2 separate regions of the Homo sapiens genome follow, and region 2 is linked to region 1. Evidence: read pairs that join two places in POLR2A ChIA-PET (ENCODE). Cell type or tissue: Panc1. All regions are shown on one strand. Each heading gives the region's core, and the rest is flanking DNA. Links, peaks and the distances in the headings are about the cores only. Region 1 overlaps RETREG3 (reticulophagy regulator family member 3). Region 2 holds the start of KRT20 (keratin 20).

Region 1 (2,808 bases), core at 309-2,808:
TTCACTCAACAGATTTCATTAGAAATCTGATGTGTAGCCGGGCGCGGTGGCTCACGCCTGTAATCCCAGCACTTTGGGAGACCGAGGCGGGCGGATCACGAGGTCAGGAGATTGAGACCATCCTGGCTAAAACGGTGAAACCCGGTCTCTACTAAAAATACAAAAAATTAGGTGGGCATGGTGGCGGGCGCCTGTAGTCCCAGCTACTCGGGAGGCTGAGGCAGGAGACTGGCGTGAACCCGGGAGGTGGAGCTTGCAGTGAGCCGAGATCGCGCCACTGTACTCCAGCCTGGGCGACAGAGCGAGACTCCGTCTCAAAAAAAAAAAAAAGAAAAGAAATCAGATGTGTAGATTTTTTTTAACAGAACAAATATCTCTACTTAAATGGGCTCCCCATCTTCCATTTCTTGTTTCTATTATTTTTTACTCAAATCCTAACCTTCTAACTCAGAATTGCTGTATATCCTTAATCACTTTTTTGGGTCATTTTTATTTATTTATTTTTTTGGGGGGGCGGACAAAAATAAAATTTTTACATTTCATTTGTGAAATAACAAATTCTATAATAACCTCCTAGAAATACAGTATGGTTCACTGAGACTAGTGACTGCAAAAAGCAGATCCCAACAGAGATCTCTACTTGGGACTCAGCTTGTGGACTGCTCCAAAACAATATTCCTAATTCATAGACTATGTAGATTCACAGATTGTTAAAAACCACAAAGCAGTCAAGGTGCAGTGGGTCATGCCTGTAATCCTAGCACTTTAGGAGACCAAGCCGGGAGGGCTGTTAGAGATGAGGAGTTTGAGACCAGCCTGGGCAACATATTGAGATTCTGTCTCTACAAAAGTTTTGCAAATAGGCTGGGCCCAGTGGCATGTGCCTCTAGTCCCAGCTACTTGGAAGACTGAGGCAAGAGGACTGCTGGAGCCCAGGAGGTAGAGGCTGCAGTGAGCTATGATTGTGCCACTGCACTCCAGCCTGGGCAACAGAGGGAGACCCTGTCCAGCCCAACAACCCCCGATTCCCCAGCAAAAAAAAAAAAAAAAAAAAAAAACTGAAAGAGCTCAGCAGTTATGTAGGCCTCCTTGAACTATCTCTTCATGTTAGGTGGGAGAGGGAGCTTGGAGTTCACACATTTCCAGTGTTCATTTACCCTCCTCTGATCTCAGAGTACAAGTCAAACCAAAAAGTTACCCAAACCTGTTCTTTTCTGATCCTGTCAGGATACATGCTTGTTGACTCTCACATTCTTCCCCCAAATCACTCATTCACAGATGAGGTTGAGACTAATGAAAACACAAGCTATTGGAAGGAACGGCCTGACATTTCTATTATTATGCTAGAGACAATAACAGATCAGTGACCAGAAGTAATCTAGGCTGGAAGACCTCTGATATGGCCACCATAAATTCTCTGGTACCTGAAAAAAAAAAAAGTATGAAAACCTTGGAATACTATGGTGACAAGGTATCTACATCTATCTCCATCTTTTTTTTTTTTTTTTAAGATGTAAGAGGGCATATTCACAGTTACGGCAAAATATGACTGAGGATACAAAACACTGAAAATTAAGAGCTACCTACCTGAATTCTGATGGGTTTTTTTTTGTACTCCTATCTCCTAATACCTCAAAATGCATAAAAATCTCAGTTAATGATATGTCATTTTTGTCCCATTATTCAATACAATAAAAGAGAAACTAAATATTTCAGATTTGATTTTTCTGACTTGAGCTAATGATCCTCCTCCCTTTCTTAAACATTTAAAATGTTTGTTAACTGAACAGTCAGTCACTCTTCCACATTTCTAAGCGAAATGTCAACACTCATACTCAATATGACACTACTAGAATGTGAAGCCCAAATTTCATTTTAAATCTCTAATTACCTACCAAGGAAGCTCATTTCCCCAAACAATTCTGTGAACTCCAATGCCAGACTATCCAAGTTTCTGGGGACTTAACAGTATCTGTGCCTTTCACATGTAGGAGTCCTCTCCAGAAATGGCATACCCAACTGTTCTTTTAGTCTCAAGAGTCACATTGTCGGCCAGGGACAGTGGCTCACACCTGTAATCCCAGCACTTTGGGAGACCGAGGTGGGTGGATCACCTGAGGTCAGGAGTTCAAGACCAGCCTGGCCAACATGGTGAAACTCTGCCCTACAAAAATACAAAAATTAGCCAGACGTGATGGTGGGTGCCTGTAATCCCAGCTACTCGGGAGGCTGGGGTGGGAGAATCGCTTGAACTTAGGAGGTGGAAGTTGCAGTGAGCCAAGATCACGCCATTGCACCCCAGCCTGGGTGACAGAGCGAGACTCCATCTCAAAAAAAAAAAAAAAAAAAAAAAGTCACATCCTCATTTTGTTGTCTCTCTCCTGCACCTTCTTAAAATGTGATGGGACTGTAACAAGAGTAACTGTGTTCTGGATACACAACAGACAAGCTACTAGGAAATGCCAAAGATAAAGACCAATCACAGCAATGCTTTAAGAGACCCAGAGTACAAAAGGGGTTCTAAGTGAGCCTCTAAACATAGCATGTTAATAAGCTTAAGTAAACACTGGTAGAGGCCAGCAAATTAAAGCTAGCTGTAACATCTAAAGATATGTCCCAGTCACAGCAGCTCTTTATGTGCAGACCTCAACCTCACATTCTGCTTCAGAAACCTCTCTCAGACAAGCGGCAGAAGAAAGGTCCCCTCCTCGCAGATCACGAGGTCAGGAGATTGAGACCATCCTGGCTAACACGGTGAAATCCCGTCTCTACTAAAAAAAAATACAAAAAATTAGCCGGGCGTGGTGG
Region 2 (2,808 bases), core at 79-2,578, 1.7 Mb before region 1:
GTAACTTCCCATGGAGTCCGAATCAAATTGCCCTGATGTTTAGTACAACTCAAGAAAAACAGACTTGCTGGTAAGTAAATGCGCTTTGCTCTAAAGGAGTATGAATCTTAACACAAATTACAGTGAACACTTTTCTTAATTAGATAAGAACTTTAATTTGAAGCAAGTGCTCTGTGTCATATCTGAAATTTTCAATTAGGAGCAAAGTCTTCTGCTTTTATTCCATGAAACTGATAAAATACAGAGCTCCACCCTTTTTTTGATGACATAGGAGGAGGTTGTGATATGATTGTAATAAACATGAATTGGGGGCAATAGAACATTTTATTACTGTAGAAGTAGTTTCTGAACTGCTTGATGCTGATGGTCATGTTATTAAACAGGGCACTTAAAAATCCAGGCATCATTAAGACCCATATTCCTGCCACACTGTTTCCACCCAGAATCACTTTGCTATTTAAATCTGCAGTACAGTATTCTAATAGTCATATTATAACATTTACTTAAATAAAAGGAGAAAAGTCTTTGAATTTACTGGGGTTTCAAAACTTGATAAGGACTAGGTGAAAAACTAAGAGAGATTTATCACGTAATTAATTTTTAGCTCTTTTCAGAAAGATTGTTCACTATACATTTAGCCCTGATGTGATAAGCTGTGACAAAGATTCATTTTATTCCGGAGGATAAAATGTTCATATTTTGTATGTAATTGTGTTAAACATTAAAAATAGCATGATTTAAGGTCATCCTGTTGTACAGTCAGGTACTCCAGCACTAAAGGTAGATGAAAGAATTTTTATAGATGTAACATTTTAGCCTAATTTGCTTTACAAAGTCCATTTGGACCTACCTAACATAGATAACCTCTTGATTTATCTTGAAGCTAAACACAGAGTAGGAAACACAAGCATCATCTCTCACCTGACTTCGCAGCTCTTCAATTTGTCTGTAATATGCACTGTAGTCGCGACCAGCCCTCGGGGCGTTGGTTTCGTACCACTGCTTGATTTGCACTTCAAGTTTGGAGTTGGACTGCTCCAGGGTCCGCACCTTTTCTAGGTAGCTCGCTAGACGGTCATTTAGGTTCTGCATGGCCATTTTCTCATTGCCAACAAACAGGTCCCCGCCGCCTGTGAGATCGCTCCCATAGTTCACCGTGTGTCTGGAGTTGGAGATGCGGATGCCCCGGCCTCCAGCACCCCCATAAACGCTGGGTGTCGTCCCGAGGCGCTGCATGCCCACTGTACTGACTACAGGGGCCTGCAAGGAGGAGCTCAGGCTTCTGTGGAAGCTTCTGCGACTGAAATCCATTGGAGATTCCAGGAGGGAGCACCTGTAGCTTCAGGATGGTTGGGGCAGAGTGTGTCTCATGGAGGGTGTTGAGCTAGCCTTTTATGAAGTCCACAGGCAAGAAACTCCTCCTCTGCTGACATGTCACTAGGATTGGCACCACAGTCCACCTTGCCTTACTTCCACGCCCCCCGCTTTGTATAGCAATATGTTAATATGCTTAATTCAATTCCAGAAAATACCACTAGAGGCATTTCTTGGAGGCTTTTATCAGGGGCAACTTTTTTTTTTTTTTAATTAAACAGGTAATAAAAGGAAACAGGAAAGTGTATTCTTTTAGCCCATGCGCCTGCCTTGGCAGGTTTTTTTCATCCTAACATACACACAAAGAATATTTACAATCCTCATGTATAATTTAGGTATCTAAAAAGGCAGATGTGCCTACATAACTGAAAGTCACAATGGAGATAAAGGACAATGTTTGATTTGTATTGAGGAGTTGCTCTTCAGAACCTCTGTTTCATGCTTTGCTTGTGTTTGGCTTTTAAGTTTATTGTGTTTTGGACATCTTATTTTATAAGACTATTAAAATATTTTGTACAAACACAAAACCTCGAATCCCTAAACCAGGAATGAAACCATTGTACATTTGGAGATGTAGTTTGGGGATGTGAATTAAATGAATTTAGCTGAGTGATGGATTAGATGATTTGGGAGGTTATTTTCTTTCTATTTCTAATGTTCTATGACTAAATATTGCATTTTAGGTTTCCAGTCACCACCTGGCTTCAAGTCCTGTTACCAAGACACTTAGAATAAATCACACAGTGCTTTGTACCTGGCATGGTATCAGGATGGGTCTCCTCTTTTGTATGAGGCCAGCTTAACACCCACCATGAGACAGACTCTGCCCCATCCATCCTGAAGCTACTTACAGGTGCTCCTTCTAAAGTCCCCAGTGGATTTCAGTTGCAGAAGCTTCCATGGAAGCCTGATCTTCCTTGTATGCCCCCATAATCACAGCGAGAGTGGCTGTTTATATAGGAAGGGGTGCAGGCGGGGACTTGGGACTACACTCAGCTTCCAGGGTTGGGCTGGAGGCAGCTGCTTGTGTGTGGACCTCTAGACACATGGGCATGATCTCATCGGTGGGAATCTGATTGTAAGCAACCAATAAATGCCTGAGTCACTTGCTTCCCTTCATTCAAACCCCCTGGCTGAGAATTCACACTTCCCATGAAGCATGTAAATCACTTCCTTAGTTAATTAGATAATCACTAATTAATATAATTAGATAATCAGTTAATCACTTCCAAGTTAATTAGAAGGGATTGGAAAAGTCACTAAAAACATCTAATTAATTGTCATCCTGATACTTTAATGGAATTGAGATTTGTATATAATTAAGCAAGCAAGTAAATGCAAAAAAAATTGGAATTTAATTGTCTTATTTTAGTGGCTTATTTGTTGTTGCTGTTGTTCTGAAAGCCAGTCACTTAAAAAAAATTTTTTTTGAGT

What was found. ChIA-PET counts read pairs that join two places held together with the same protein. Peaks named below come from ENCODE experiments on the same cell type or tissue, not always from the same donor. Only the 100,000 strongest peaks of a DNase experiment are listed, where the experiment ranks them.
Region 2: POLR2A ChIA-PET joins it to region 1 with 11 read pairs; 3 of 35 experiments call an interaction of 5 or more read pairs at or near these places.

The regions. Positions count from the first base shown.
Region 1 is chr17:42,603,661-42,606,468 of GRCh38, forward strand. All of the region lies in intron 1 of RETREG3 (reticulophagy regulator family member 3), which reads right to left. Among named protein-coding and RNA genes, the nearest start is that of RETREG3, 4.3 kb to the right of the region's middle. In Panc1, for the core only: no CTCF peak of the experiment used is centred there; no DNase peak of the experiment used is centred there.
Region 2 is chr17:40,883,875-40,886,682 of GRCh38, forward strand. KRT20 (keratin 20) reads right to left here and starts at 1,368. Exons shown (of 8, transcript NM_019010.3): 1 at 922-1,368. The coding sequence starts at 1,311. The region is part of intron 1 of LOC105371777 (a long non-coding RNA gene); the gene reads left to right. In Panc1, for the core only: a CTCF peak has its summit at 1,545; no DNase peak of the experiment used is centred there; H3K27me3 peaks cover 410 bases.